Linked DNA regions of Homo sapiens: region 1 is linked to region 2. Evidence: chromatin loops called from intact Hi-C (ENCODE). Cell type or tissue: left ventricle myocardium inferior. All regions are shown on one strand. Links, peaks and the distances in the headings refer to the core of each region. The heading gives the core; the rest is flanking DNA. Region 1 holds the start of LINC02457 (long intergenic non-protein coding RNA 2457). Region 2 overlaps MAP1LC3B2 (microtubule associated protein 1 light chain 3 beta 2).

Region 1 (15,979 bases), core at 5,136-13,135, 67 kb after region 2:
ACTGTTCAAGCAACTGCTGTTGGCATCACAGAGGTTTGTCTTGGCCCAAACCCGTCCCGGGAAACACAGAGACGCTCATGCACTTGGAATTCGCTCCCTTAATGATTCACTCAGCAACTCGGCACAATTACAAAAAGAAGGTGAAAGAAAGGAAGGGAGAAAAGAAGAAAAGAAAAAGAGAGAAGGAAGGAAGGAAGGAAGAGAGGGAGGGAGGGAGGGAAAGAGGGAAGGGATAGAGGGGAGGGACTGAGGGAGGGAGGGAAAGAAAGAGAGGAAGGGAGGGAAAGAAGGAAGGAAAAGAAAGGGAGAAAGGAGAGAGAAGGATGGAAGGAGAAAGAAAGAAAAAGAAAAGAAAGAAAGAGAGAAAGAAAAGGAAGAAGGAAAGAAAGAGGGAGGGAGGAAGGAAGGGAAGGAAAGAGAGAAAAAGAACAAAAGAGAAGGAAGGAAGAAAGAAAAGAGAGAAAGAGAAAGAAAGGAAAAATCGCCACACCACTGGCTGAAGGTGCCCTCTCCCAAATTCCTGGGGCATGACTCAAGTTGGGGCCGGGGATGGGGAGCAAGAGACAAATTTTCTGAGAGCTCCCATGAGGGGACGCTACCAGCTGTGAGCTGATTGCAAGTGAGAACAAAGCAGCAGCGATCTGCAAAGGTCTAACTCAAATGCTGTCTGTTGCACTCCACGAGCTTTGGAGAGAGGTACTAGATAAAACAATGAAGTAAGGGGTGTTGCCAAATAGTCGCCTTACGTTGAGTGCTCATCATATGCCAATGGTGTATCCACATGTTCCATCTCTTATCTCGCAGAGTCCTCACAGCAAACCCAGGAGCAGGGTCTTCAGCCCCATTGCACAGGTGACAGAGCTGAGACCTGACCCATTCCTAACCTGCCCAAGGACACACAGCTAAATAGCCAGGGGGTTCCGAATGTGAAGTTAGGTCTCCTGTGACTCTGTGATATGCCCTTGACCACTCTGCCCTCCAGCCTTCATTTACGGCTCAATTCCCAAATGCCACCACCAGGAATTTGACATATACCCGTAACCTCCCCAATGACATGGAAAAACTGAGCAGCCATTCACTCAATCATGGAAAATTTAAGACCCAAGGCGCGTCCTTCCCAGCTCGGTTACTGAGATGCTCAGCAGCCCTCGGTGCTAGTAAGAAGGGCACACTGGGGCGAAATGCCACTCGATGAACAGGAGCCCTAACATGAAGTCCTCGGACCCTTGCACAGGTAGAATTCAGGGGTCCATAAATTTAACCCGGGAAAAAAATGACATCTTTATTTGCACTAACTTCTCTTTTTTTTTTTTTTTTTTTGAGACAGTTTCACTCTTTGCCCAGGCCAGAGTGCAATGGCACGATCTCAGCTCATTGCAACCTCCACCTCCCAGGTTCAAGTGATTCTCCTGCCTCAGCCTCCCAAGTAGCTGGGATTACAGGTGCGTGCTACCACACCTGGCTAATTTTTGTATTTTTAGTAGAGATGGGGTTTCATCATGTTGGCCAGGCTGGTCTCGAAGTCCTGACCTCAGGTGATCCACCCATCTCAGCTTCCCAAAGTGCTGGGATTACAGACATGAGCCACCGTGCCTGGCTTTGCACTAACTTCTGATCAAATGGCAACATTGTCTTCTATTAGGAATGTAAGTGACAAACTGCCGTGGTATCAGCAGTACCTGTGACTTTGGCACCCATACAAATCACAGATGTGTGTGTATCACCATCAATTGCTGCAGATATATCAAAATATTGTTGTGCTCCTTACTCCTTGGAAGTTACAGTAGTAGATAGACCAGGGTTAGATCTTGCTACTTAGTGGATAATAAATAAGCTTACCTGTTACTATTTTACAACGTTGGTTTTTAATATTTCAGTATCGTTATTACCGTCTAAGTGATTTCCTTGGCAATCAGGTCAGGAGTTCGACACCAGCCTGGCCAACATGGTGAAACCCCTGCCACTACTAAAAATACAAAAATTAGCTGGGCATGGTGGCACATGCCTGTAATCCCAGCTACCCAGGAGGCTGAGGCAGGAGAATCACTTGAACCTGGGAGACGGAGGTTGCAGTGAGCCAAAATCACACCATCGCGCTCCAGCCTGGGAGACAGAGCAAGACTTTGTCAAAAAAAAAAAAAGAAAAAAAAAAGGAAGGAGAGGAGAAAAGAAAAGAAGAAAGAAAAGCACGATTCTAAAAAGTTCTATCAAATTGCCCAAGGGATTTATGGTCTGTACCTGGGAAACTTTGAGGTGAGGCCTCTACTCTGTTTTTTGTTTTGTTTTGTTTTTGAGACGGAGTCTCACACTGTTGCCCAGGGTGGAGTGCAGTGGTGCAATCTCTGCTCACTGCAACCTCTGCCTCCTGGGTTCAAGCAGTTCTCCTGCCTCAGCCTCCCAAGTAGCTGGGATTACAGGCGCCTGCTGCCACACCCAGCTAATGTTTTGTGTTTTTAGTGGAGACAGGATTTCACTATGTTGGCCAGGCTGGTCTTGAACCCCTGACCTCGTGATCCACCCACCTCGGCCTCCCAAAGTGCTAGAATTACAGGCGTGAGCCACCGCGCCCGGCTAGGCCTCTACTCTGGAAGTTTGCAGCAAAATTAGGGAACAAGACAAATGTATTCATCAATATGTAAAATGCAATCATAAATGTCAAACAGGCCATGTGCGGTGGCTCACACCTGTAATCCCAGCACTTTGGGAGGCTGAGGCAGGTGGATTACTTGAGCCCAGGAGTTTGAAACCAGCCTGGGCAACGTGACAAGATCCCGTCTCTACAAAAAGTACAAACATTAGCTGGACATGGTGGTGCATGCCTGTAGTCCCAGGTACTCGGGAAGCTGAGGTGGGAGGATCGCTTGAGCCCGGGAAGTGGAGGCTGCAGTGAGCTGAGATCATGCCACTGCATTCCAGCCTGGGGGACAGAGCAAAACCCTGTCTCAACAAAAACAAAACAAACAAACAAAAAAAGTCAAAGAAAGAGTGAGCTCTTTCAAGACAGGGACTGCATTTTTTAAAAAAAACTCTTGTATCCATAGTACCCCAAACTGCCAACAATCAATAGCAGTATGTTGCCAAAAAGTAATGCCAAATGCATCTCAAATCATCTCAATTTATACTTCTGGCTACTTACAAGCTGAGTGATCTTGAGAGAGTGACAATTACCTTGGCATGCCTCGATTTCCTCATCTGGAAGATGGGCTTAACAAAATCTCTTTCTCAACATTGTCGACACAATCAAATGAGATCAAGGGTGTGAACTCGCCTAGCATAGTCCTGGGCTCTGCACGGGTGCACAGCCAAGGTCAGCTCAGTCTGATGGTGGACTTGCGTTTGGTTTTGTCTTCCTGGAGACCAGAGGCTATTTTCTCAGTTCTTTGGGAAGTGGGGAAATGGGGGTGAGATTTTTGCTTGTTATTATTATTTTTTATTTTTATTTTTATTTTTGAGATGGAGTCTCACTCCGTTGCCCAGGCTGGAGTGCAGTGGTGCAATGTTGGCTCACTGCAACCTCCACCTCCTGGGTTCAGGCAATTCTCCTGCCTCAGCCTCTCGAGTAGCTGGGATTACAGGCATGCGCCACCATACCTGGCTATTTTTTTTGTATTTTTAGTAGAGGTAAGGTTTCACCATGTTGGCCAGGCTGGTCTCAAACTCCTGACCTCAGGTGATCCTCCCACCTCAGCCTCCCAAAGTGCTGGGATCACAGGTGTGAAGCACCATGCCCTGCCTGTTATTATTATTTTTTAAATTAAAAGTTAGATTGAACAGAAAATTGCCTTTTCTGAGACATTTCATCTGACAGGGTCTATGTTTGAGCTCACATCTTATCAAGATAATCAGAATGCCCCATGGTGTCTGGACTGCATCTCTGACCCAGTTAGTGTTCTTTCTAGCGTCTTCTGTGTTACAGACTGGTTTGGAAGAGCTCAAGTTCCCAAAATGCTCCTGTGGCCCTCAGACCTTCCTTCCCTGGGGGACCAGCCCCTAGAAACCTGCAGACTCCATCCCTGGGGTGGCAGCGAGTCACCCTGGGAGAACCTGCATCGGATTTCACCGCTGACAAATTGACCAAAGTGGGTCTGTGTGCACCTTTGCAGGCCCCTCTGATAGCCCTGATCTCTGCACTACCTCTATGAAGACAGCATTGTCTCCCCTCCATTGTCACACATGGAGACCGGGCGGGGTGGGTGGAGGAAGATCTGGACGCTCAGGTCCTTGGCCACCTGCCCTGCCGCATGCCAGGGTGTGATGATCCAGGATTGGAGAATGCCTGCCTTGTCTTGCCAGAGACTGCTTCACCGCTCTCTCGCTCACACATTTGCTCGGAAGATGCCTGCGTCTGTGAGGGCTGGTGAAGACCTGGAACAGCCTTTGAAGGTATCCAGCCAACTGAATTTAATTAAACTGCAGTTCCAGAAGCCAGCAGCATTTTCTTAAGAAAGCAATACAACTTCTAAAAGTCCCCCGATGCTCCCGTGCCGCCCATTTCCTGTGCTTCAGACTACGTCATAAAACTGTCCATGGGGCAGTTTCCTTTGATGATGGATCCAGTTGACAAGTTTTTTTTTTTTTTAGCAAGCATCACAGCCTCTTCTTTCTTAAGTGAGGAATGCCACATTTGTTCTTGCTTCCCCAAGCTGAAGTTATGGGACCTTGATCTTTTCTATGTGGTTTCTTGGATGGCTCATCTTGGAGAGTCACGCTTTCACCAGCCCGAGATCAGGGTAGCATCACAGCAGGAGCCAAATGTTGATTGCATTACTGCACTAAGTAAGATAAAGTGGTGGCCGAGGAATACTTCTGCTTCCAAACATGCCTTTCAGTCATTCAGTCTGCAATTATTGAACCCTTAATACGTGCTAGGGGCTAGGGATAGAATGGTGAACAGGACACCGTAGCTACAATCTTTACCATGTTTTCTATGATCAAGGGAGAGATAGATAATAAATACATAAGCAAATTAAGACATAAAACAGTTACAGATTGTTATACGTGCTAAAAAGAAACAGATGGCTAGAGAATAGTGGAGGGATATTCTTAGATAAAGTCAAAGAAGATCTCTCTGAGAAAGTGACATTCAAGATGAGAGCTGAAGGATGAGACGGAGCCAGCCCTGGGAACAGCCAGGGCTAGAATCTTCCAAGGCAGGAGGAACAGCAAGTGCAAAGGCCCTGGGGAGGGGAAAGCTTGGCAAGCGCTAGGAACTGACAGAAGGTCAGGGTTGCTGGAGTGTAATGAACAAGAAAGGCAGTGGCAAGAGAGAGGAGAGACAGAGAGGCATGGAGGGGTCCCTGCTGAGCCACAGAGATCGCTATGAAGAGTGTGGATTTTGGCCAGGTGCGGTGGCTCATGCCTGTAATCCCAGCGCTTTGGGAGGCCGAGGTGGACAGATCACTTGAGGTCAGGAGTTCGAGACCATCCTGGCCAACTTGGTGAAACCCCGTCTCTAGTATAAATCAAAAAATTAGCTTGGCGCGGTGGTGGTGACCTGTAATCCCAGGTACTTGGGAGGCTGAGGCAGGAGAATTGCTTGAACCTGGGAGGCAGACGTGGCAGGGAGCCGAGATGCCACTGTACTCCAGCCTGGGCAACAGAGTGAAACTCCATCTCAAAATAAATAAATAAATAAATAAGAGTGTGGATTTTACTCTAGGTCGGGGGGAAGGGGAACTGAAATTCACATAGGAACCACCTATGAATCACCTCCACCTATGAAGCTGTGGAATGAATAAATGATTTAGAAATAGTCTTCCATTTGCAAGCTTAGGCATCCAAGTCTTCGGCAATTGCATCCCTCTCTGATCCCCCTCCAGGACTCCTTACCTCTGTCACCCCGTGGGGCTTTTTGCATATATGCCTGTAAATGGTTATCAGAAGACCCTGGCTGAGGTCCTCTAGAGCTGCTGCACTGCCTAACTCCAGGGCGGTAGCAGTGGTCTCACTGTGTTCTCTGTCAGTGACACTCTTTGGCATGCAACATAGACTTGGATGAAATGGTGCTTCCTAGACCTGTGCAATTGGGGGTCCTGGCCTGCCTCTGATGCTCACTAATACATGACCTGAGCAAGTTGCGAGCTGCCTCTGGGTCTCTGTTTTATGGTGTATGAAAAGAGACCCTGCCACACCTACCTCCCAGGGTTGTTGAGCACTTCCAAAGAAGAATATCTCACTGCGGCCCTCGGATGTGCTTCAGGCATCAGCAGACACCCTGACATTTCATTAAAAAAGTGAGAGGTGTGTATGTGTGTGTGTGTTTGCTATGCAAGTGCATTTTCTACAAAAGAGAGGATCCAGGCCAGGTGTGGGGGCTCACGCATGTAATTCTAACACTTTGGGAGGCTGAGGCAGGAGGATCACTTGAGCCTAGGAGTTCAAGGCTAGCAGTCAGCCAAGGTGGCACCACTGCACTCCAGCCTGGGTGACAGAGCAGGACTCTGATTTTGTTTGCAGGGAGAAGAAGGTGCAAGAGAGGGGGAGGTGGGGGAGAGAGAGAGAGACAGAGAGAGAATCCAAGACTGTCTCCTCAGTTTCTCAAAGAGATCCATGATCCACCCAAGCTGAAAAGGTATTAAACACCTGGTAGTTGGAACTGCCTTGGCTCTTGAAGTTGCTCTCTTGCTCTGAAATCTGGTTCAACATTTGCATGTAGATGTTTTGTTTCCTCTCCGAAGTCTGTAAGCCGCTTTGCTTGGTGGGAGGGGGCTGCCTGCATTGGCATTGACTCTTGCCTCCCCACGTCACACCATGCTGACGCCTGGCTCCCATAAACCTGCCAAGCAGCAATCTGTCAGCCCAGGGCCAAGTCCTCCCCACTGTCCAAATTGGAGGACCCCAAGGCCCTTCCTGCTGCACCAATGGCCAAGAGTGGATGGAATGAGCGAAATCATTGTGTACTATCAGTGAGCTGGCGATTGCCTTACTCCTGCAAGGTAATAAGATGCCTTAACCCAGTTAAGAAGCTTCTGCAGGTTACCCCCAAGGAGCCATCGCTAATGCTGGAGATTGCTGGCACCATGGTAGGCCAAGGAGGAAGATGTTTCTGTTTTCAGGGAGAAGAAGATGCAAGTGCTTTTAACCTCCTCCCACCCACGCAAGGTTGACCCTGAATGGTTTATGTGTCTGTGTTACACACACATCCAGCATAGCACCCAGCACATTACAGGCACTTAACAAAAGTAGTAAATAAATAATGGTCCTTTCCAGCTCATATGCCCACCACACCCTCCAGAGATTGTAATGCAGTACACTCACCTCTCATCTAGCCGAATCTTAACTGCTTCCCCCACCTCTTCCTGACAAGTAATAAAGTTAATAATACCTTGTGTGGCTGTTGTATCTTTCTTCGCAAGAACTCCAAACACTTGGCTTCATCCTCATTTCTGAATTAGATTGAAAAGGGCTGGGGGTAAGAGGAAATCCTACTGACCCACACCCACTCCCACCTAATCGATGTTATTTCAGGGAAACTGAGGCCTAGTTAGGACAGGAAATTCTTCGTCCAGATCTGCAAGTCACAGGCAGGTGGGACTGCGAAAAAAGACCTCCCCTGCCCTATTCCCAGTCCTGAATTTAATCTGTCCTGAAACAATTGAAATCTTTTTTTGGCCCGGAGGCCAGGCAGATCTAATTCTGCTAATGTCTGATAGTCCTGCAGTTCTTGAGGTTTGGGAAAACCCCCTTGCTTGGGAAGCTACCCACGGGAAGAAGAGGTCTCTAACAGTATACAGCCAGAGACTGAGAGCTTACCTGCCACCTGGGACCACAGGGAGTGCAAATGAAGTTCCTGCCACACTCTCCAGGGGATATGAATCAGGGATTCAGGGTGGGCTTGGATCTACATGACAAGCTTTGACTTGCCTACCTTCCTGGGCTTCCAGAACAAAGCCTGTGGTGGTGAAAGGCTATATACAATGAAAGAGAGAGAGAAAAAAAAAAAGCATGCCCTGGGAAACCACCTGGCCTGCTCCTGGTTCCCATTAGCTGACTAACTCAAGGAGAAAGTGAGTTAGGAGTTTTTGGGCCTCTGTTGTTTCATCAATTAAATGGGTTTAATATTAATTGCCCTGTGTGCCCCGAGAGGTGATCAGGAGCATGAAGCAAAATAACAGATGGGAAAGTGCTTTGAAAAAATATCAGGTACTCTATTGAGATAACATTGTCGTGAACTTGGCAATGCAGGCTAGGCTGTCTGAGGATCACCTGCAGAACTTCAAAGCTGAAGGGGAACTCGGGGCTCAGAGGGGCCATCATTTTCTGGAAGAGGCCAGAAGAAGGGAAGTGGGTGTGGCAGGCTGAAAAATATCCCCCCTCACCCCAAAGATATCCCAATCAAATCCCTAGAACCTGTGAATGTTATCTGGATCAAGGGTCTTTGCAGACATGATTAGATCAATTTTCTTGAGATGAGGGGATCTCCCTGGATAACCCAAGTAGGCCCTAAATGCAATCACTCATATCCTTACAAATTAGACATGCAGAGAATGGACACACAGAGAAGCAGGGAAAGCAATGTGAAGACAGATGCAGAGATTGGAGTGATGAGTCCACAAGCCAAGGAACACCCAGAACTACCAAATTGGGAGGGGGCAAATGAGGATCTTCCCCTAGAACCCTCACGTTGGTTTCAGGCTTCTGGGCTCCAGAACTGTCAGCGAATACATGTCTGTTTTTCTAAGCCACCACTTTGTGGAAATTGATTACAGCAGCATTTGGAAACTGACACCATGTGAGGTGTGCAAATTCCCACTCTGTGTTGGTAGCAGAGCTGGGCATCCTGGCTCCTCGTCCACCGTGCGTCACGTCGCCGCTCCGCCTGGCATCTGCAGGAGAGGTTAGGAAACACAGTCATCTCCAAAGCTCAGGGACAAGGGAAGATGGCAGTGGCCACTGAACCAGCTGCTTTTGGTAGCATGGGAGGAGAGGCAAAAGGGGACATTGCACATCAAGTGCTGCCTCTCACGAACCAGCCGATGCTGGAACTCACAAACTGTCCCACAGAACAAGCCTGGGATAAAGATCTAGTGTCCTGGGCCGGGCGCCGTGGCTCACACCTGTAATCCCAGCACTCTGGGAGGCTGAGGTGGGCGGATCATGAGGTCAGGAGATCGAAACCATCCTGGCTAACATGGTGAAACCCCGTCTCTACTAAAAATACAAAAAAATTAGCCGGGCATGGTGGCGGGTGCCTGCAGTCCCAGCTACTTGGGAGGCTGAGGCAGGAGAATGGCGTGAACCTGGGAGGCGGAGCTTGCAGTGGGCCGAGATCGCGCCACTGCACTCCAGCCTGGGCGACAGAGCAAGACTCCATCTCAAAAAAAAAAAAAAAAAAAAAAAAGAAATAGTGTCCTCTGCCAAAAGAGGAATAGGTCTCAGCTCCAAATTAGATACCTGGAGGTACAACTCTGTGTTTCCTTCATGCGATGAGCTGGCTCCCACGCTCCTGGGGCCTTCCACTGCAGCGCAGACCTCCCCTGGGAGAGCTGCATGGACACATGTTTTCGGAGAATGGAGACTTGGTGCTGATCTTCTGCGTGTTGTAGAGACGATGGTTTGCTGTCAGTTCCTGCCTGCCATCCAGCAAAAAAGGCTCTGATGGCTGAGTAGCTGATTGTTCTCCAAAAGGCCCATGAGAAAAGCTGCATGTTCAGAACTCCAAAGATTGATTTCTGACCCAGAGTGAATTTTCATGGAGTTATCAGAAACGAGCGCCTTGTGACTTTCAGTTCCCCAGTTAGCCAGCTGCTGATGAGGGAACTCCCTGCTGAATGTCTGGCATCTTCCAGCTTTAGTTCCCAGTTGTATCCTCACACTACAGAGAGAGAGAGAGAGAAACAGCTAGTTCTCTTTTTGTTCTTTTTTTTTTTTTTTTTGAGACAGGGTCTCTCTCTGTCACCCAGGCTGGAGTGCAGTGGCACGTTCTCGGCTCACTGCAACCTCTGCCTCCCAGGCTCAAGCAATTCTCGCTCGTGCCTTTCTGCCTCCAGAGTAGCTGAGATTACAGGTGCTCACCACCTCGCCCGGCTAATTTTTGTATTTTCAGTAGAGACAGGGTTTCACCACATTGGGTGGGCTGGTCTCGAACTCCTGGCCTCAAGTGATCCACCAGCCTTGGCCTCCCAAAGTGCTGGGATTACAGATGTGAGCCACCGCACCTGGCCAAAAAAAAAATTTAGTGTATGTATATTCAGCGTGTCTTTATTTGAATAGGTAATATATGTATATGTGGAAAAATTTCAAGCATTGCAAGAAAGTGTACAGTGAAAATAAATAAGATAAAAAAGAGCATACATCTCCTTCACTGTCTGACTCTAGGCCCCCTGAGTTCCTTCACTAGAAGAAACCACCATCACTTGCCTCTTGGATAAGCTTCCAGAAGAATTTGATGCTATAAAACATGTAATGTAAGTGCATATCCCCTTTTGTTTAACAAATGATAGCATCTTCTACATGCTGTTATGCCTCTTTGTTCTTTCTGTTTGTTAATATCTTTTGGAGACCATTTCAGAGGAGTGCAGAGAGAGCTTTCGTTTGATCTGGGCTGCATAGCATTCCAGCATATAGACGTACCATGATTTATTTAACCTGTTCTATGAGCCACTTTTATAGGGTGCTGTACATTTCCTTGTGACACAAAGGAAAGCCTACACAAGCTTTTGGAATCACACCAGTCAACGATTCAGCTAGGTACTGGAAATAAAACTGAGAACAAATATAAAGTGAGTCGAATGAAATCATGACATAATTGCAACATAATCAGCATTTGCTGAGTACCTAGTGTGGATCAGGGGCTGTCTAGGTGCTATATCATTTAACTTGAATGGCAATCCTGTGGGGAGTAGTTAACACCCATGTTTTGCTACTGAGGCTTGGACAGTTTCAGCAATTCAGCCAAGAACCAAACCTAGCATGCAAGTCCTCTGACCCCAAGTCTGAAACTCTTCCTTGTGTCAGCACGCTGCCTCCTCTAGTGCCTAATCCTTGAGTCTCACTGGGATTTAAACACAGTGTGCTAGGGCTGAAAAATGGGCAGCTCAGTTGTAGACCAGGGTGCTAATGATAACCAATCTCCTCTCCATTACAGCCCTGTCTAGATTCTTCATCCATGCAACATATACTCATTGAGTGCCTCTCATGTGCCTAGCACTGTGCTTATGCATGGGATTGAGATCAACAAGATATGCAAGATTTCTGTCCCTGTGCAATGGGGTTGAATGGTGACCCAATGCCCCCCTCCGCCACTAACTTACATACACATCTGAACACCTGGCACCTGTGAATGTGACCTCTTTTGGAAATAGGGTCTTTGCAATATAATTAAGGATCCTGAGGTGAGATCATTGTATTTGTCTGTTGTGACACTGCTATAAAGAACTGCCCAAGACTGGGTAATTCATAACGAAAAGAGGTTTAATTGACTCACAGTTCTGCGTGGCTGCGGAGGCCTCGGGAAACTTACAATCGTGGTGGAAGGGGAAGCAGGCACGTCTTACATGGCAGCAGGTGAGAGAGAGTACATAAAGGAGGAACTGTCAAACACTTATATAACCATCAGATCTTGTCAGAACTCACTCACTATCACGAGAACAGCATAAGGGAAACCACCCCTATGACCCAATCACCTGCCACCAGGTCCCTCCCTCAACACGTGGGGATTAAGGGGATTATAGTTTAAGATGAGATTTTTGCAGGGACACAGAGCCAAACCATATCAATCACCCTGGATCCCTAAATCCAATGACAAGTGCCTTTTATGAGAAAAAGATAGAGAGAGATTTGACACACCCATGTGAAGATGCAGTCAGGGATTGGAGAGAAGGAGCCACAAGCCAAGGAACATCTTGGGGCCACCAGTGGCTGGAAGAGGCAAGGAAGGATCTTCACCAAGAGCCTTCACAGGGAGCATGACCCAGCTAACTCCTTGACTTTGCACTTCTGGCCCCCAGAACTATGACAAAATAAATGTCTGTTTTTTTAAGCCACCTAGTTTGTGTTCATTTGTCATGGCAGCCTAAGGAAATGAATATACCCTGTAAAGGGATCATTTTTCTTTTCTTTTTTTGAGACAGAGTCTCACTCTGTCACCCAGGCTGGAGTGTGGTGGTGCGATCTCGGCTCACTGTAACCTCTGCCTCCCAGGTTCAAGTGATTCCCATGCCTCAGCCTCCCACGTAGCTGGGATTACAGGCATGTGCCATGACACCTGGCTAGTTTTTGTATTTTTAGTAGAGACAGGGTTTCACCATGTTGGCCAGACTGGTCTAGAACTCCTGACCTCAAGTGATCCACCCGTCTCGGCCTCCCAGTGTGCTGGGATTACAGGTATGCACTACCACGCCTGGCCTGGGATCATTATTTGAATGAAGAAAAGCGTTGGTTGCAAGATGACCCAGGTAGTGCATATGAAAATTCACTGGAGCAGACCCTCTTGTGCTGTCAGAATGATACAGGCTAGTTTCTTGCAGAAGACACTGAAACAAATACAGTGGAATCCTAAAACCCCAAACTTCCAGCTGTTTTAAAAAACAGGCAGCCGGCAAGTCAGCAGGATAATTAGACAGGCAGACCGTTAACTTGCTCCAGTCATCACCATGGAGTGTCATCAGCCCAGGTTTTTTCATTAATGTCCAAGAACTCCTGGATCCCTCTGTCTTCAACAAACACGTACAGTGTGTGTGCTCTTTGGGGGGCCCTATGCTGGGCTCTGAAGGGGGTACGACACAGCCCCAACCCTATGGGGCTCAGGATCTGGTCGGGGAGGAGTAATGTCAGCCCTGGTGGTTAGAGGTAGTGCTGACATTCACCAGGATGCACTGATACAGCGACACAGTTCCAATGGTGGAATACTTCTGTCTGTGGCACTTGGTAAATAGCTGCCTCCCTGAACCCCTAAGTGCCATCCTGCCACCTTGGCTATGCCAGCCCCCACCACCCTTCCTAAGACGCCAGGGACCTCTGCACCATTCAGCAACTAAAAGGATAATGGTGCCCTGGTACAGCAGGGAGGGGACCTCCAGGATCCTGCTTCTGTGCTGTAGCCAAGATCCATTCTGACTGATCAAATGCCCTTGTTGTACTGAGTGACACATTGATGTAGTTTGGCTGTGTCCCCACCCAAACCTCATCTTGAATTATAGCTCCCACAATTCCCATGTGTTGTGGAAGGGACCCGGTGGGAGTTAATTGAATCATGGGAGTGGATCTTTCCCATGCTGTTCTCATGATAGTGAATAAGCCTCATGAGATCTGATGGTTTTATAAAGAGGATTTTCCCTGCACAAGTTCTCTTCTCTTGTCTGCCACCATGTGAGACATGCCTTTCACCTTCCACCGTGATTATGAGGCCTCCCCAGCCATACGGAATTGCGAGTCCATTAAACCTCTTTCTTGGCCAGGTGTGGTGGCTCATGCCTGTAATCCCAGCACTTCAGGAGGCTGATGCAGGTGGATCACGAGGTCATGAGATCGAGACCAGCCTGGCTAACATGGTGAAACCCCATCTCTACTGAAAAATACAAAATATTAGACAGGTGTGGTGGCATGCACCTGTAGTCCCAGCTACTCGGGAGGCTGAGGCAGGAGAAAGGCAGGGGAATTGCTTGGACCCAGGAGGCAGAGGTTGCAGTGAGCCAAGATCGCACTATTGCACTCCAGCCTAGGCAACAGAGCGAGACTCTGTCTAAAAAAAAAAAAAAAAAACCTCTTTCTTTTGTAAATTCCTCAGTCTCAAGTATGTCTTTATCAGCAGCATGAGAACTGACTAATACTAATACACACATATTTTGAGGATCATCACTGATTGGACCTCAATGCTGAGGGGCTGGCTTTGAATCTGTGTCTTTCATCTATATAACTCTAGCTAGTCATCTGAAATTGCAAGCCTTAGGCACAAAAACATGAGTGAGGGTGGGCCCATCTACCCACATCACTCCTCCCTGCCTTAAACATAGCCTCAAAGACATCACTGGTCCCTGCAAACGGCCCCAAAAGGGTCTAGGGAGAGACCTGGGGGATCCAGACCAGCACACACAATGGTCAGGACCACCTCTGCAAGCTGCCAAATCTCAAAGAAAGGCCAAAAGCCAAGACTAGTCTGAAAACCCCACAGTATGCGTGCCCTGCTGAAAGTCAAGGGTCTGAAGCCTGGAGGCAAGGAGGCAGGGAGGGCCAGATCCTGGGGTCCAAATAAGGCCAGTTCCAGATAAGCCAGAGGTTAACCCTCAAATGCCAGCAGGGGCCAGACAGGTAAGTACATTAATGAAGTGGCTAGCCCAAGCCTGATACTGGGACAGCCTTAGCACACTTCCCAAAGCCATGTCTGTAATTTTCAATGGGATGAAGGCAATTTTTGTAGGGGCGGCTTCAGGCCCTTGGGCGTGTCAGGGAATTGGCTGCAGGTGCCGTAGAAGTGTGTTTCTATCATCCTTCTTTACCTTTCTCTGCAAGGTCAAGGGGCCAAACATGAAACCTTTCAGAGTCATTCCGAAGGGTTTTTTGAGAATCAAAGCTACCTAAGCGAGGTCCAGAGAGCAAGCCCTTTCCACAGGGGGTAAGAGGAGGCACCCCCGGGTCATTGGCATTGTTATTATTACAGAGGGTGATGAAGGATGGTGGGTCCTTGAGAGAATAAACTTTCCTAATCGTTCCTGAAACCAAAGATGGAGTGCACTGTATTGCATTATTTAACAATTGCATTGATTCATTCTGAATATTTCTGCAGACCTATTATGTGCAGGTTATTAAGGGGCTATGATGGGGAACAAATCAGAAGTGGATTCTGCCCAGCCTGGCCAACATGGTGAAACCCCGTCTCTACTAAAAATACAAAAATTAGCCAGGTGTCGTGGTGTGCACCTGTAATCCCAGCTCCTTGGGAGGCTGAGGCATGAGAATCACTTGAACCCGGAGGCAGAGGTTGCAGTGAGCCTGGATCACGCCACTGCATTCCAGCCTGAGTGACAGAGCAAGACTCTGTCTCAAAAAAAAAAAAATAATAAATAAATAAAAAGAAAAGGAAAAGAAGTGGTCTTTGTTCTTGCAGCACGTACAGTCAACTGAGCACCTACTATGTGCCAGGCCCCTTGCAAAAATGATGTCAAGTACCCCCATATCACCATGAATTTTAGTTATTGAGGGCCTGTGCTATACCAGGGATGGTCAAGGTTAAGGATATCCGTGCAAATAATAATGGCGGCAACATGAACTGATGTCTTGCTAAGTGTCATGCATGCACTGACTGTGAGTGTTATTGTAGTTAAGTTCCCAGTAACCTCTGGGAACTAAACATAGTCCAGATGAGGAAACCGAGGCACAGAGAGGTTGCGACTCCTCCCACTAGTAAGTGGCAGAGATGGGGCTTGAACTTGCCCTGATTCTAGAGCAGACACTATTAATTATGCTGCCTGCTTAGTAATTCTCAAAACGTCCCTATAAGTAGTCATGCTTAGCCCCAATTTGCAGATTAGAAACTGAGGCTCTGGAAGGTTTTTCTTGTGACGGCAACCCAGGGCGGGGACCAGAGTGAAGCCTCGGCTCAGCTGCTAAAGTTAAAGGGATACCAAAAACCCAGTAATCAAGATAAACAGTATTTAATGCAACATTTTAAAACTCACAAATTGATGCAAAATATCCACAATGAACAAGACATGAAAACTTTAAAGAAAGACAGGATCCCACCTTGTACACGAAAGTCTTCACCTGACTTGCCTCACTCTAACCCCAGTCCTGTCTTTAATTTTTTCAGTTTGTTCATCATTGATTTTGTTGGCAGTAATTTTCAGTTTTTAACAATATTGTATTAAAATTTTATTTATTTATTTATTTATTTGTTTATTTGTTTATTTTTTAGAAATGAGGTCTCACTATGTTTCCCAGGCTGTCTCAAACTCCTGGACTCAAGCCATCCTCCTACCTCGGCCTCCCAAAGTGCTGGGATTACAGGCGTGAGCTGCCACTTCCTGCCATTATTTATCTTGAT
Region 2 (15,979 bases), core at 3,728-11,727:
TGCCTGTAGTCCCAGCTACTCGGGAGGCTGAGGCAGGAGAATGGCATGAACCCGGGAGGCGGAGCTTGCAGTGAGCAGAGATTGCGCCGCTGCACTCCAGCCTGGGCAACAGAGCAAGAGTCCATCTCAAAAAAAAAAAAAAATCGTTTATACTAATCAGGGACTGGAAATAGCTTAAATATCCACCAACAAGGGACTGGTTATATAAATAATGAACTGTAGTGTCCCCATACACCATAGGCTGGACAGCCTTTACAGAGAATGAGTTAGAGCTACATCAATGCTTCTCACCAGGGGGTGACTTTACTGCCCCAGGGGACATTTGGCAACATCTAAAGACATTCTTCACTGTCACAACTTAGCAGGGTGCTACTGGCATCTAGTGGGTAGAAGCCAGGGATGCTCCTCAATATCTTACAGTGCACAGAACAGACCCACAACACAGAATTATCCAGACAAGGATAAGCACCAGATTTGTACTTATAATACAGAAATCTCTAAGATATGTTAATTTTTTAAGAAACACAGTAGAAAAATCATAAATATACTAGATGACCATTTGTGCAAAACAAGAATCGTATCTCTATATGGGTGTATATATGTGTAGAACACTCTGGAAGAATAAATAAGAACATGGGGAGCTGTGTCTTCTGAAGGGCCTGGGGGAGAGGTATGGGACAGGAATGTATTTTTCCTATACAGCTTTTTGTACTGTTTGGATATTTTTAAACCACATACTTTACGTGTATTCTTTAAAAAGTTAAAACAGAGGGGGCGCGGTGGCTCACGCCTGTAATCCCAGCACTTTGAGAGGCCAAGGTGGGTGGATCACCTGAGGTCAGGAGTTCGAGACCAGCCTGGCCAACATGGTGAAACCCCATCTCTACTAAAAATACAAAAAAATTAGCTGGGCGTGGGGGCACATGCCTGTAATTCCATCTACTTGGGAGGCTGAGGCAGGAGAATTGCTTGAACCTGGGAGGTGGAGATTGCAGTGAGCCGAGATTGCACCACTGCACTCCAGCCTGGGTGACATAGTGAGACCCCGTCTCAGAAAAAATAAAAAATAAATAAAAAATAAATAAATAAAAAGTTGAAATATAAAAAGTATAGACATTCAGCCAGATTCACCCACATTCATTGCTTGTCCGCTTCCTAACACCCCACGCAGTTGCAGTCGCAAAAGATCTTAGAGATCTTCTAATCTTAGGAGTCATCAAAGAAGTTGTGGAAGTGCTGGATTAGACGCATTTAAATGGGTCTTTACGGGAGGACTTCTTAGAGCCTTTAATACGATAGTGTGCATGATGGATCTCAGAGGAGTACAGTATGCAGAATTAGCAAGCGTCCTTGACTCCTGGATTAGTCTCCTAGGGCTGCTCTAACCAAATGCCACACATTGGAGGTGCGCGAGCTCTAAACAACAGAAATTTATTGTCTCACAGTTCTGGAGGCTGGAAGTCAGAAATCAAGGTGTTGATGGGACTGTGCTCCCTCTGAAATCTGTAGAGAATCCTTCCTTGTCTGTTCCTGGCTTCTGGTGGTGGCCAGCAATCTTTGGTGTTCCTTGGATTGTAGCTGTATTGCTCCAATCTCTGTTCCTTTTTCTTTTCCTTTGTCTTTTTTTTTTTTTTTTTTTTTGACAGGGTCTTGCTCTGTCACCCAGGCTGGAGTGCAGTGGCAAGAAGATGGCTCATTGCAGCCTCGACCTCCCAGGCTCAGGCAGTTCCCCTGCTTCAGCCTCCCGAGTAGCTGGAACTGCAGGCACCCGCCACCATGCCTGGCTCATTATTTTTATTTTTTGTAGATATGGGGTCTCCCTGTGTTGCTCAGGCTGGTCTCAAACTACTGGGCTCAAGCGATCCTTTCTCCTCAGCCTCCCAAAGTGCTGGGATTACAGGTGTGAGCCACCGTGCCTGGCCCAAACTGTTTCATCATTGTCACATGCTGTTCTTTCTCTGGGTCTCTCTGTCTACATGTGGCCGTCTTCTTACAAGGACACCAATCCTGTTAGATTAGGGGCCCACTCTACTTCAGTATGATCTCATCTGAACTAACTACAATGATCTTATTTCCACATAACGTCTCATTCTGAGGTACCGGCAGTACCTCAACATATCTCTTTTGCAAGACAGAATTCAACCCATAAATATAGTTTATTTTCCAGTGTATCCCAAAGGACTACTGTTCTGATTATGCTTCAAGAAATGTGATGTAATATAATTCATTCACTTTACAGTTGATGTGTCTGAAGCCCAGAGAGGGAGAGCATCTAACCCAAGGTCACACAGCTGGTTAGAGGCAGGGCTGAAACTAAAATTCAGGCCAATTATTGACTGAATGAGAGAATCAGTGAACACTATCTGCCCTTGATAGGAGTCGCTTTTTGTACTTGAAGCTGTGAGTGACTGGTGATTAAGATAGTATCCATCAATATATCCACCCCATCAATCCATCTATCCATCCATCCATCCATCCATCCATCCATCCATCCATCCATCCATCCATTCATCCATCCACTGTATCTCCCAACATGCAAGCATCATTACCTGGCAAAGCAGTTCCTGCTCCTTTCCAAATGTCCCCAGGTTTGTGGAGGAAGCCACCATAGACTAACTGAGACCAAATGAGGGATTTTTCTGTTAATGTGTCAGGCGAGGTCTCTATTGTGGCTTTCAGCGCAGCTGGATCCAGAAGCTCAACCAATGCCTTCATCCCCTGCTCTCTCTCCTCTCAGCAATGCTTCCCTTTGGGCATCATTCTCAGACACCCTCCTTCTTCATGGTGGGAAGCATGGGTCCCAGCAGCTCCAGGCTCATCAGCTTTAGAAGGAGACTCTGCCCTTTTCCCCAGGACAGCCAAGGTCCCCAGGATGGCTTCAATGGCTACCTCTCAGAGCCTGTTCCAGTGGCCAGGCGTATTTGGTTTTCTCCTTAGCCAGGCCTGGAGCAGATGGGTGGGTTCAGCTGTCTCTGAACTACAATGACTGAGAAGTGGAGAGCAGTGGTTCTCTCAAAAGGTGTTAGTCAAATAAAACTTGTCCACTGTGATGAGTTAGCTCTTCTCCCACCTCACTGACTCCCCACAAAATATGCAGTTATATATGGTGGTGATTGAGTGAGGACACTGCTCAGCTCTGGGCAACCCCAATCCCACTGTGGTGGGCCAATGTAAACTATGGACGGTTTGGCCTCCTCTGTGTTCCTTCAGTACTTTCCTTACTCTACTGGATGTTTACATTTCTATCCCCCACCTACAACCAAACTGTAAACTCCTTGAGGGACCCTGGCTTATTTTTCTTTGCATCCTCAGCATCTAGCAGAGCAGGCGCAGAGCTGTTACTGCTTTGCCAGATAACATTTCTTGCACGTTGGAAGATATGGTAGTGGAGTGGTCGGTGGATGGTTGGATGGGTGACTGGATGGATGGATGGGGTGGATAAGTTGATGGATACTGTTTTAATAAATGTTCATTGAATTGGAAATCTCTCATAGGGTCAAGGATATGAAAGGTGCTCCATGACAGTTTGCTGAGTGAATGGGTGAATGGTTGGATGGGTGGATGGATGGATGAATGGATACAATGTATGGATGGGTAGCTAGATGGATGAAGGGATGATGAGTTGATGATGGATGGATGAATGGATGGAAGGATGGATGGGTGGGTGGATGGATGAATGGTTGGCTGGCTGACTGGATCAACAGACTGATGGATTGATGGATGGGTGGATGGATGAATGAGTGGTTGAGTTGATATATGGACGCATGGATGGAGGGACTAATTAATGGACGCTCTCTTGATCATTGCTCAGTCACCACCTCTTTTCTCCTTTATAGGTGCAAAGAGCAGCTCTTATCAAGGGCAAACATGGGTCATTGATAGCTCTTATCTGGCTACATGATTTCTGTGACACTGCCTGCTCACTTTCTTTTACAATACAGAGGAGTTAATGCTCATCTGCCTGGTTAATTCCCATTCTGTTTCTGCTGTATATCATCAAGGGTAGTCTAAAACCATGTTGTCAAGCACAAGGATCCAGGTGTCTGCTCAGAAACAGAAGGAAATGGTTAAGAAGTAGAAGCTGTGTGTCCCTCTCTCTTCCTGCAGACTGACTTTGTCCACATGGTGATGAAGATGGCTGGGCTAACCCTTGAGTCACATCCTTGTACAAACCAAGTGAAGAAACCAAGAGTCCCGCATTCTCTGCTCTGCTGCTCCAGAGGCAGACACACCATGACTCCCCTAAATGTGTTGCCCTTGAAGACTCAAGCTCTCAGCCTGTCTCCACTTCAAATCAGAGTTGATCCCACCAAGGAGAGAATTCCTCTGCTCCCCTAAGGAGCTCTGGCTCCCCTGCCCCTTGCTGTCACCCTTATGCCTCCCGGGAAAGGGGCCAACACAGTAGTCAGTTTCAGAGGGACACTCTCTTGAGAAATCAGCACAGAGCGAGCCACCTACCCTGGCAGGCAGTGGAGTTCTTGGTAGGTGGGCTCACTGGACAGAAAGCGCTCACCACCTAGTGCTGTAGGTTCATCATCTCCCTTAGGTATCAGTCCTTGAAAGCTTAAATTAAATAGTTTGAGAGATGCTGAGCAGAAATGCTATTTCCTGCTGCCTTTGACACACTCTCCATAGGGTGCCATATAAGAGCAGCAGCAGCGTGCATTCAGCTCCTCCTACGTGCCAGGCTATGAGACAACTATTAATATCCCCACTTTACGGGAGAGAAAACAAAGCTCAGAGAGGTCAACAGGCTTGCTCATTCTTCTGCAGCCAGTAAGTGGCAGAGCCAAGATTCCAACATGGGGCTCCATGCAAGTCTGCAGCTACCTCCGTGGGCTGGTGTGGCCAAGCCTTCCTGAATGCTCACTGTTGGTCAGTTTTGGAGGTTTTTTTTCTTTTTTCTTTTTCTTTTTTTTTTTTTCAGATGGAGACTTGCTCTGTTGCCCAGGCTGGAGTCCAGTGGCACTATCTCGGCTCACTGCAACCTCTGCCTCCTGGGTTCAAGCAATTCTCCTGCCTCGACCTCCCAAGTAGCTGGGATTGCAGGCACCTGCCACCACGCCCGGCTAATTTTTTTTTTTTTTTTTTTTTTTTTTAGTAGAGACATGGTTTCACCATGTTGGCCAGGCTGGTCTTGAACTCTTGACCTCGTGATCTGCCCATCTCAGCCTCCCAAAGTGCTGGGATTACAGGCATGAGCCACCACATCCAGCCCAGTTTTGGAGTTCAATCAGTGAAAACCTCACTTAGCTTTTTATTTTTCCTATCAGCAGATCATGAACCATCATAGCCTAAGATGGGGGAAAATAGCCTCTGGAAACAAAGATTGATGCAAAAAAAAAAAACAAAACTGGAAATAAGTCAGTGCCAGCACTTGTGTGCCCTTTTTGTCTCGGCTGCTGACATGCTAGGAGTTGAGTAAAAAAGCATGGATCCCTAGAGAGGTGATTTGAGGATCCCTGGAAGCTCCCATCACCTAACAGCTTCCCAGTTTACAGAGATTTTACCTGGAGACCTTCATTTCTTTAGGCTTGAAATCCTTTTTTGATTTTCAAGAGACTGTAATTAAAATGACAATACCTCTGACAGTGGTCATATTAAACTTGCATCAGCTACAAGCTTAAGCAAGGGAACAGGGGTGCTGCTTTAGGAAAGGTAAGCAGAAAGCAGGTATGGGGACCTTAATGAGAAAACCTACTTTGCCTCCACCGTAATTTCACCTACGGCCAGCAGGAAAGGGAGAAAACCATCTCATTTATTTATTGATGCATCACAAATTATTCTTGACACTTAGTGGCTTAAGGCAACAATCAACACTACTTTATGAGGTCTCTGTGGGTCAGGAATCTGGAAGTGGCTTAGCTGGCTATTCTCTCATGAAGGTGCAGTTGAGATGTTGGCTGGGGCTGCAGTCTCATCTGAAGGCTCATTGGGGGCTGGAGGATCTGCTCCATGGTGACTCGCTTATGTGGCTGTTGGCAAGGTGATCTGACCATTGGCAGGAGACCTCAGTTCCTCATCACACAGACCTCCCTGCAGGGCTACTGGAATGTCCTCACAACATGGTGGCTGGCCTCCCTCTCTTTCGGCAAATGAGCCAAAAGAGAGAGCAAAGAAGAGGCTGCAATGTCTTCCATAGCCTTGCCTTAGAAGTCACAGCCTCCCATTTCTACAACATGCTACCCGGTACACTACTCAGTGTGGGAGGGTCCTATGCAAAGATGTGAATAAGGCCCATAGGAGGCAGTGAGATGGTTGGGGCCATCTTGGACACTGATTTAAGGCTAACACAATTATTATCTTTATTTTACAAGTGATAAATAAAGGCATGGTGTGTTAGGCCGTTCTTGCATTGCTATAAAGGAATACATGAGATAGGGTAATTTATAAAGAAAAGAGGTTTAATTGGTTCACAGTTCTGCAGGCTGCAGGAAGCATGGTGTTGGCATCTGCTTGGCTTCTGGGGAGGCCTCAGGGAGCTTTTACTCATGGTGGAAGGTGAAGCAGGAGCTGGCAAGTCATAAGGGGGAAGCAGGAGCAAGAAGGGAGAGAGTGGGGGATGAGATGCCGCACACTTAACCAGATCTCGTGAGAGCTCACTTGCTATTGTGAGGACAGCACCAAGCCATGAGAGATCCACCCCCACCACCCAAACACCAGGTTCACCTCTAACGCTGGGGATCACATTTCAACATGAGATTTGGCAAGGACATATGTTCAAGCCATATCACACAGACAACTGTTATGTATCCATAATAGTTAAAAACTTAAAAAATTTAAAATCAATGCTTCCATTTGACCAGATGCAGTGGCTCATGCCTGTAATCCCAATATCTTGGGAGGCCAGGGCAGGTGTATTGCTTGAGCCTGGCAGTTCAAGATCAACCCGGGTAGCGCAGCAGAAGCTTGACTCTACAAAAAAATTTTTAAATTTTAAAAAATTTTAAAGCGCTCACTGATGCGGTGGCACATGCCTGTAGTCTCAGCTACTCAGGGGGCTGAGGTGGGAGAATCGCTTAAGCCTGGGAGGTCAAGGTTGCAGTAAACTGTGATTACACCACTCCACTCTAGCCTGGGCCATGGAGCAAGACCTTGTCTCAAAAAAAGAAAAATTAAAATAATTAAATTAAATGAAGGGAGTTAAAATAGAATCAAATGGAGGCACGAAAAGGCTACCTGAATTTATATTATCTTGCATTTTTTACAGAAATAAATCAGCACCATTTCGTATATGGTTATGAGATTTGACCAAGAGGGACAGTATACTGTGGACAGTGATCACATCTGATTGCTCACTGCACGATTCCCTGAAGCACCTTGAACAGCATCCAGCATTTAGTGGGTGTCCAGTAAACATCTGCTAAATGGAACATATGAACAAATAAATATAGGCTCAAGAAGATAAAGGGGTCCTTGAAATTTAATCCATTTTATTTTCTGCTCCATCAAGTGTCTTTGGGGAGCAGAGAGCAGGGAACGAGATTCTGCATCTACAGATTTCTCATATCATCGACTTTCTGTGCACATGTGTGTTCTCATGGGTTATTGTTACACGAGCCTTCTGTTTCTTTAAGACTGGAATCTTCTGGTGTGTTGTTGAAAGGAAGGGCTGTGTGGAAGCTACATGGGAAGGAGCATCCCCCCCTTCTTTGAATGATAAAAGGGTCACTTTAATTGAAATAGAGTCATAACTTGTTGCCAGATTTAAGCATAAGACCTCTCATATGTCAAAACCTTAGAGCGGAGAGATTACATATACGGGCAGCACATATATAAATGTATGGATAATTTATGCAATATTTCTCCTATTCACGCTCTCTACTTAAGCTATCCATTAAAGCCCATCACATTAATTTAATTGAAAAATTCTGGGGGAATTGTATTAGCTTTTTTCCCATTAAATTAACATTACAGCCTTTAAAGAGATGTCCTGGATGACCATTGTTGCTAACAAAATTATTATGCAAATTGAAATCTGGCCTTTCTGGGTCTGGCCACCAGCTCCCCACCCTCCTCCTCCTTCTTTGACCCCTCTAATTTAATTGCTCTTTCCCCCTGAGTTCCCAGGCCACGGAAATGGGATGAGAACCCCCGGCCTAAGTCAGAGGCTCTGTGTGGGCTCCATGCCGGGCCTGGTCCACGCCCAGCACAGCAGCTTGGAGTTCTGCTCTCTGGTGCTCAAGGCCCTTTGGGAAAACACTCTTGTCTTATCTCAAGAAAGGAAAAAGCGTGGGTGGATTCCCTGCAGACTAAGAGTGGCTAAGAGTGCGCTCGGGAGTAAAGAGCTTGATACAAAAATAAAAAAAATAAAAAGGTCGTGTGCTGTGGCTCACGCCTGTCATCCCAGAGCTTTAGAAGGCTTAGGTGGGAGGATCGCTTCAGGTCAGGAGTTCGAGACTAGCCCGGGCAATGCAGCAAGACCCAGTCTCTACAAAACATTTTAGAATAAGCCAGGCATGGTGGGAGGATGGCTTGAGCCCAGGAGTTCAGAAGGGCTGAGTTTGAAATGGGATTCTGCCCTTAGTGATTCTGGAACTTCAAGCAAGTTTTCTAACCTCTGGAAAACCAGGAAACTATCCCTCCCTGGAGGCAAGGCTGAAGGAGGACAGGAAATCATGTACAGGCTGGACGTGGTCGCTCACGCCTGTCATCCCAGCACTTTGGGAGGCCGAGGTGGCTGGATCACTTGAGGTCAGGAGTTTGAGACCAGCCTGACCAACATGGCGAAACCCCGTCTCTACAAAAGCTACAAAATTTAGTGGGTGTGGTGGTGCATGCCTGTAATTCCAGCTACTCGGGAGGCTGAGGCACCAGAATTGCTTGAACCTGGGAGGTGGAGGTTGCAGTGAGCCGAGATTGCGCCATTGCACCCCAGCCTGGGTGACAGAGTGAGACTTTGTCTCAAAAAAAAAAAGAAAGAAAATTATGTACAGTGCTTGCATCAGGCAGGCACTCATCAAGGATTGCTATTATCATGTATTGACTTCGTCATTCATTCATTTACCCATTCATTCAGGAAATAATTTCAGAGCCCCTCTCTGTGCCTGCCACTGGGTTAGGTGCAGAGGAGGTGGCAAGAGCCACAGGAATAAAGTCTTCCATCTCCTACAGCTGCTCTGGCAGGGTGAGGGTGGGGGTGGGGGCAGGGAATAAACAGGCAAACAAGTAAATCACATTACTGTAGATAGAGGTAGGTGTTCTTGTCATTATTAGCAGGTTAAGCATGTGTGTTAGGCCGTTCTACTGACGCAGAGTAGGCTCCTAATCCAATAAGACTAGTGTCCTTGTAAGAAGATGGCCACGTCTAGACAGAGACACACAGAAAGAACACCATATGACAATGATGACACAGAGATTGGGCCAGACACGATGGCTCATGACTGTAACCCCAGCACTTTGGGAAGCCAAGGCAGGTGGACCACTTGAGCCCAGGAGTTCTCAAGACCAGCCTGGGCAACATGGCAAAACCCCGTCTCTACAAGAAAAACAAAAATTAGCTGGGCATGGTGGTGCGCACCTGTAGTCTCAGCTACTTAAGAGGCTGAGGCAGGAGGATCACCTGAAACTGGAAGTCGAGATTGCAGTGAACCATGATTGCACCACTGCACTCCAGCCCAGGTGTCAGACCATGCTCCAAAACCAACCAACCAAAAACAACAACAAAAGAAATACCTGAGACTGGGTAATTTTTGTTTGCTTGTTTGTTTGTTTTGTTTCATTTTGTTTTTTGAGATGGAGTCTCACTCTGTCGCCCAGGCTGGAGTGCAGTGGCGTGATCTCAGCTCGCTGCATCCTGAAAGGAGGTTTTATTGGCTTACCGTTCTGCAGGCTATATAGGAAGCGTAGCAGCATTTGCTTCTGGGGAGATCTCAGGAAGCTTCCAATCATGGCAGAAGGCAAAGGGGGAGCAGGCATGTCAACAGCAAAAGCAGGAGCAAGAGAGAGAGTGAGGGGAAGGGGCCACACCCTTTTAAACCATCAGATCTCTCACTTCTCACCAAACGGATGGCCCAAGCCATTCATGAGGGATCTGTCCCCATGATCCCAATACCTCCCACCAGGCCCTACCTCCAGCATTGGGGATTACAATTCAACATGAGTTTGGGTGGGGATAAATATCCAAATTATATCAGCATGTATTTAAAAAGGGAGAAGTATAGTCCTATAAATGAAGCAACCACCTTGATTTCCCTCAGCCACCAGTAAGTAGAATCAGCATTTCCCTTGGGCTGTTTCAGAGAGGCTTCCTGTAGGTCCTGGGCCCACTTGGAATGAGCTTTCTCCACCCTGAGCTGCTGAATCTCCTTGGAGCCAAAGCTGAGAGGCAGGCGCTCCAGAGCCAGGAGATCTCCGTGAAATCTGCCTTATTTCCTCTTTTCGAGGAATAAAGTGTCCCCCAAGCCCCTCATGGATCTTTCTGACTGATACTCCTCAAGTGTTCCTTGCTAATCTCTCTGGATGAGCACCAAAACCTCACTACTCTTCAGGGGTTGCCAAGGGGGATTTCTTATCTTTCTTATCTCATCTTTCCCATCTCTTAAATCTCCAGGACTTTCTCTTTTCATGAATGTGCTCTGCTACTTGCATAGGCACTAAGATGGAAATGAGGCTCTCTAAGGGAAAGTCAAGGCCTTCTTTGCCTTTGGGGGTTGAGAACACACCCTTGAAATAAGGAGCAGGCGTGGAGACCAAGCTTATCCCCCTCCAAATTAGTGCCAGGTTAGAGTGTGGAGAGATGGCTGGTCTTCTTGCCTTCTGTTGCAATCATCTATTGCCGGGTAACGAATAAGCCCAAACCATAGTGGCTTAAAACAATGTTCATTTGTTTGTTTGTTTGTTTGTTTGAGATGGAGTCTTGCTGTGTTGCTCAAGCTGGAGTGCAGTGGTGCGATCTGGGCTCACTGCCACCTCCACCTCCCAGGTTCAAGTGATTCTCCTGCTTCAGCCTCCTGAGTAGCTGGGATTACAGGTGCCTGCCACCATGCCCGGCTGACTTTCGTATTTTTACAGAAACGGGGTTTCACCATATTGGCCAGGCTGGTCTTGAACTCCTGACCTCAGGTGATCCTCCCTCCCCAGCCTCTCAAAGTGCTGGAATTACAGGTACGAGCCACCATGCTGGGCTGGATTCATTTGTTATCCTTCATGGTTTCTGTAGAATAAAGATTCATAAGCAGCTTGACTGGACAATTCTAGCTCAGGATATCACATGTGGCTACCGTTGGGGTCACCTAGAAGGCTTCTTCACACTCAAGTCTGGTGTATGGATCAGGAAGACCTGTGGAGCTGGTGGCCAGAAGAGCTGGTTCCTTGGGCGTCTCTCTCTCTATCTTGATGTGGTTTCTCCATGTGATCTCTCCGTTGTGGTGGCTTCAGGGAACCAGATTTGTTTCTTTGTTTTTTTGTGCTTTTTGAGACTGAGTCTCACTCTATTGCCCAGGCTGGAGTGCAGTGGCACAATCTCAGCTCACTGCAACCTCCGCCTCCTGGGTTCAAGCGATTCTGTGCCTCAGCCTCCCAAGTAGCTGGGATCACAGGCATGCTCCACCATGCCTGGCTAATTTTAGTAAAGACAGGGTTTCGCCATGTTGGCCAGGCTGGTCTCGAATTCCTAAGCTCAGGTGATCCATCCGCTCAGCCTCCCACAGTGCTGGGATTACAGGCATGAGCTACCATGCCTGGCCTAGAATCATACTTCTTATGTGGTGATCACAGCACCCAAAGCATGTGTCCTGAGAGAATGAGAGAGGGCCAGGTGGAAGCCATATTACCTTCTCTGAGCTATCTTTGGAAGGATACGTGTGCCTCTTCCGCTTTATTCTATTGGTTGAAACAGTCATAGAGGCCAACCCAGGTTGAAGGGAAGGGGAAATAGACTCCACCTCTCATGGGCAACAGAAAGTTCTGGAAGACCATGAGGGACTGAAAATATTGCAATGGGTCATATCTACCCATTATATATTTCTGGTTATGATTACTATGATGGTTGTAGACTGAAATGTGTAAACTAAAACAATAAATCTAGGATATGACATGGGAGGATATCCTTATGTCCTCAGGATGGGGAAACATTTCTAAGACAGGACATGAAAATACTAACCATAGGCTGGGCGCAGTGGCTCACGCCTGTAATTCTAGCACTTTGGGAGGCCGAGGCAGGCAGATCACCTGAGGTCAGGAGTTTGAGGCCAGCCTGGCCAACATGGTGAAACCCCATCTCTACTAACAACACAAAAATTAGCCAGGCATGATGGTACACTCCTGTAGTCCCAGCTACTCAGGAGCCTGAGGCATGAGAATCGCTTGAACCCAGGAAGCGGAGGTTGCAGTGAGCCAAGATTATGCCACTGCACTTCAACCTGGGTGACTAAGACAGACTCTATCAAAAAAAAAAAAAAAAAGGAAAGAAAAAGAAAAAAATACTAACCATAAAGAAAACAGCTGGCTGGGTGCAGTGGCTCATGCCTGTAATCCCAGCAATTTGGGAGGCTGAGGTAGGCGGATTGCTTGAGGCGAGGAGTTTGAGACCAGTCTGGGCAACATGAAGAAACCCCATCTCTACAGAAAAAAATACAAAAATTAGCGGAGTGTGGTGGCAGTGCACCTGCCTGTGGCCCCAGCTACTTGGGAGGCTGAGATGGGAGGATGGCTTGAGTCCAGGAGGCAGAGGTTGCAGTGAGCTGAGATCACGCCACTGCACTCCAGCCTGGACAATGGAGCAGGAGCCTGTTGAAGGAAGGAAGGAAGGAAGGTAGGGAGGGAGGGAGAGAGGGAGGAAGGGAAGAGAGGAGAGAGAAAGAAAGAGAGAAAGAGGCAAGAAGAAAGAAAGAAAAAGAAAGAAAGAGAGAAAGAGAAGAAAGAAAGAAGAAAGAAAGAAACAAAGAAAGAAAGAAAGGAGGGAGGGAGGGAAGGAAGGAAGAAAGGAAGGAAGGGCAAACAGTTGATCAATTGGACTTCATTAAAATTAAGATCTTCTGTTCATCAAAATATCCCATTAGAGAACAAAAATGCAAACCACAGAATGGGAGAAGATAGTTGAACTAAAGATATCAAGCAGAGGATTCATATTCAGAATATTTAAAAAGGATGCCTGCAAATTAATAAGAAAAAAATGCAATTAAAAAATAATTGGCAAAACACACAAGCTTTTTACAAAAGAGAAATCCAAATGGCCAATAAACCTGTCAAAAAGGAGTCAATATCATTAGTCAATTAAATGCAATTAAAACCACAGTGAGATTTTTACATATGTAAATAAAACTAAGCTAAGATTTTTGCACCTTACTATATATAAATTTTACACTTACACATGTAAAAATGGCTAAGTTTACAGGAAAAAAAAAGAAAAGAAAACCTGTTAATACCAAGTGTTGTTAATGCTTAGAGAAGCTGAGACCCTTGTATACAGATGGTGGGAGTCCAAATTAGTACAACCACTTCAGAAAATTGTTTAGTAGCATTTCCTAAAGCTGAACATAAGCATACACACTCCAAGAATATGCCTAGTAGTGATGTGTAAATATGGATCCAAAGATATGTTCAAGAATGTTCATAGTGGCATTATTGATAATAGCCTCAAACTAGAAACCACCCAAATATTATCATAGTGGAAAAGATAAGTAAAGTGTGGCATATTTGTTCAATGCTATAAATGCAACACTGCATGTGGCATTATGCAATATAGCCTGAAGTTGGACAAACCCATACAATCACACATACACTCACTAACATGCCACTGAGTGAAAGAACGAGCTATATGATTTCATTTACATAAGGTTAAAAACTAATGAAAACAAATGTGGAGGCTCTAAGTCTAATCTGCGGTTAGCTTTGGCAGTGGTGATAGGGATGACTCGGAGGCGCAGGAGGAACACTTTTGGGATTGGGTAACATTGTATATCTTCATCTGGGTGGCACTTACAAAGAGGTGTTCCCTTCTTAAAAATTATTTGTATACTTTTATTGTATGCACATTACATATACTTCTATTTAAAATCACATATACTTCCATTTGTTTCTTTTTGTTGTTGTTGTTGTTGTTTGAGACAGAGTTTTATTCTTGCCGACCAGGCTGGACTGCTATGCCAGGATCTTGGCTCACTGCAACCTCCACTTCCCAGGTTCAAACGATTTTCCTGCTTCAGCCTCCCGAGCAGCTGGGACTACAGGCACTCGCCACCATGCCCAGCTAATTTTTGTATTTTTAGTAGAGATGGGGTTTCACCATGTTGGTAAGTCTGGTCTCGAACTCCTGACCTCAGGTGATCCACCCACCTCGGCCTCCCAAAGTGCTGGGATTACAGGCATGAGCCACCTCAATCGGCCTTAGAAGTTTGCTTCTAAAAGATCGTTATGCCCATGTTCTATACCAGTGGTCGGCAGACTATAGCCCCAGGTCAAATCTGGCCAGCTACTTCTCTTATAAATAAAATTGTATTGGAACACAGCCATCCTCATTCACTTACACATTGTGTAAGGCAATTTTTTTTTTTTTTTAGAATGCAAAGTATTTTATTTTTAAACTTTTAAAATTTGAAAACAAGCTAGCCTACATTAAATAATATAGTTTCCAAAGCTGAATGTGCTCACTTGGAGCTCAGTTTTTCTGCTTGAAACACAAACACAACTTCCTAACACTCCTAGGTGGGAACACTACTGTTTGATGATCTGTGATTAGATGAACTGATCGATCTCAGTTGGTAACATCCCTTTTTTTTTCCTTGGTAAGGGTTTAAAAAATTCTAGAAGAGATGCATTTTTTCTGGTTTTACACTGACAATTTCATCCCGAACGTCTCCTGGGAGGCACAGACCATGTACAGGAATCCATCTTCATCTTTCTCACTCTCATACACCTCTGAGATTGGTGTGGAGACGCTGACCATGCTGTGTCCGTTCACCAACAGGAAGAAGGCCTGATTAGCATTGAGCTGTAAGCGCCTTCTAATTATCTTGATGAGCTCACTCATGTTGACATGGTCAGGTACAAGGAACTTTGTTTTATCCAGAACAGGAAGCTGCTTCTCACCCTTGTATCGTTCTATTATCACCGGGATTTTGGTTGGATGCTGCTCTCGAATAAGTCGGACATCTTCTACTCTTTGTTCGAAGGTGCGCCGCTGCTTGAAGGTCTTCTCCGACGGCATGGTGTGGGGATCTGGGCCGCGGCGGCGACGACGCGAGGGTCCCGGCGGCTCCTGGGGGTGGCGGCTGCTGCGGCAGCGAATCCGACTGTGGCCGTGTAAGGCTATTTTTGCACAATAACAACAGAGCTGAGTAGTTGTGGCAGAAACTGTATATGTTACAGCCACACACCATCATATATTTACTATCTGTTCTTTTACAGAAAACATCTGCTGACACCTGTTCTATAGTACATTATTTTGGGGTCTTATTCAAGCCTTTGGCATGTATTAGAGAAGAGTCAAGACTGTTTTTCAAGGGAAATCTTGGCTTTATTGAAAAGCACTCCTTCAACTTAACTCTATGCCTAACTGGGGTGCCTTCTATTAAGACACAAACCTCAGCTGGGTCTCTAAGACTCAGTTCCAGGAAGGCAGGCCCACCCTGCCTTTGAGTGATTGTCAAAGTAATATGATTTGCTTTGAATTTTTACCCCTAATTCTGTTTTTAAAGATACTGATCATTTGAATTATGAAAGTCATGTATATCTTTTGTAGCAATTCAAACAATAAAGAATTATCTAAAATAAAGTTAATAGCCGCTCCACTGCTCTCCAATGCAACTCCCTGATTCATTCACTGCTAAGAATTTGATATAAATGTTTCCTTCCTGTTTTCTTCATTTACAAAAACATATAGAAACTCCCTTTCAGAGTTTGACTTTTTTTCTTCTTTATTTTTTTAATAAAAATTGAATAATATTTGCTTGCTTTTTTTTTTTTTTTTGAGACTGAGTTTCGCTGTTGTTGCCCAGGCTGGAGTGCAATGGCACCATCTTGGCTCACCGCAACCTCC

What was found. Peaks named below come from ENCODE experiments on the same cell type or tissue, not always from the same donor. Only the 100,000 strongest peaks of a DNase experiment are listed, where the experiment ranks them.
Region 1: it touches region 2 in a loop (2.0-fold over the local background); 13 of 110 quality-filtered maps call a loop at or near these places.

The regions. Positions count from the first base shown.
Region 1 is chr12:116,509,664-116,525,642 of GRCh38, reverse strand. LINC02457 (long intergenic non-protein coding RNA 2457) reads right to left here and starts at 9,814. Exons shown (of 3, transcript XR_001749339.3): 1 at 9,394-9,814; 2 at 7,753-8,825; 3 at 3,729-7,385. RefSeq lists enhancers at 6,273-6,773, 6,774-7,274. In left ventricle myocardium inferior, for the core only: no CTCF peak of the experiment used is centred there; a DNase peak (open chromatin) is centred at 9,467; H3K27me3 peaks cover 2,679 bases.
Region 2 is chr12:116,575,112-116,591,090 of GRCh38, reverse strand. MAP1LC3B2 (microtubule associated protein 1 light chain 3 beta 2) reads right to left here. Exons shown (of 2, transcript NM_001085481.3): 2 at 14,485-15,249. The coding sequence starts at 15,148. The coding sequence ends at 14,771. Among named protein-coding and RNA genes, the nearest start is that of MAP1LC3B2, 24 kb to the right of the region's middle. RefSeq lists a silencer at 13,713-14,007. In left ventricle myocardium inferior, for the core only: no CTCF peak of the experiment used is centred there; a DNase peak (open chromatin) is centred at 8,150; H3K27me3 peaks cover 1,984 bases.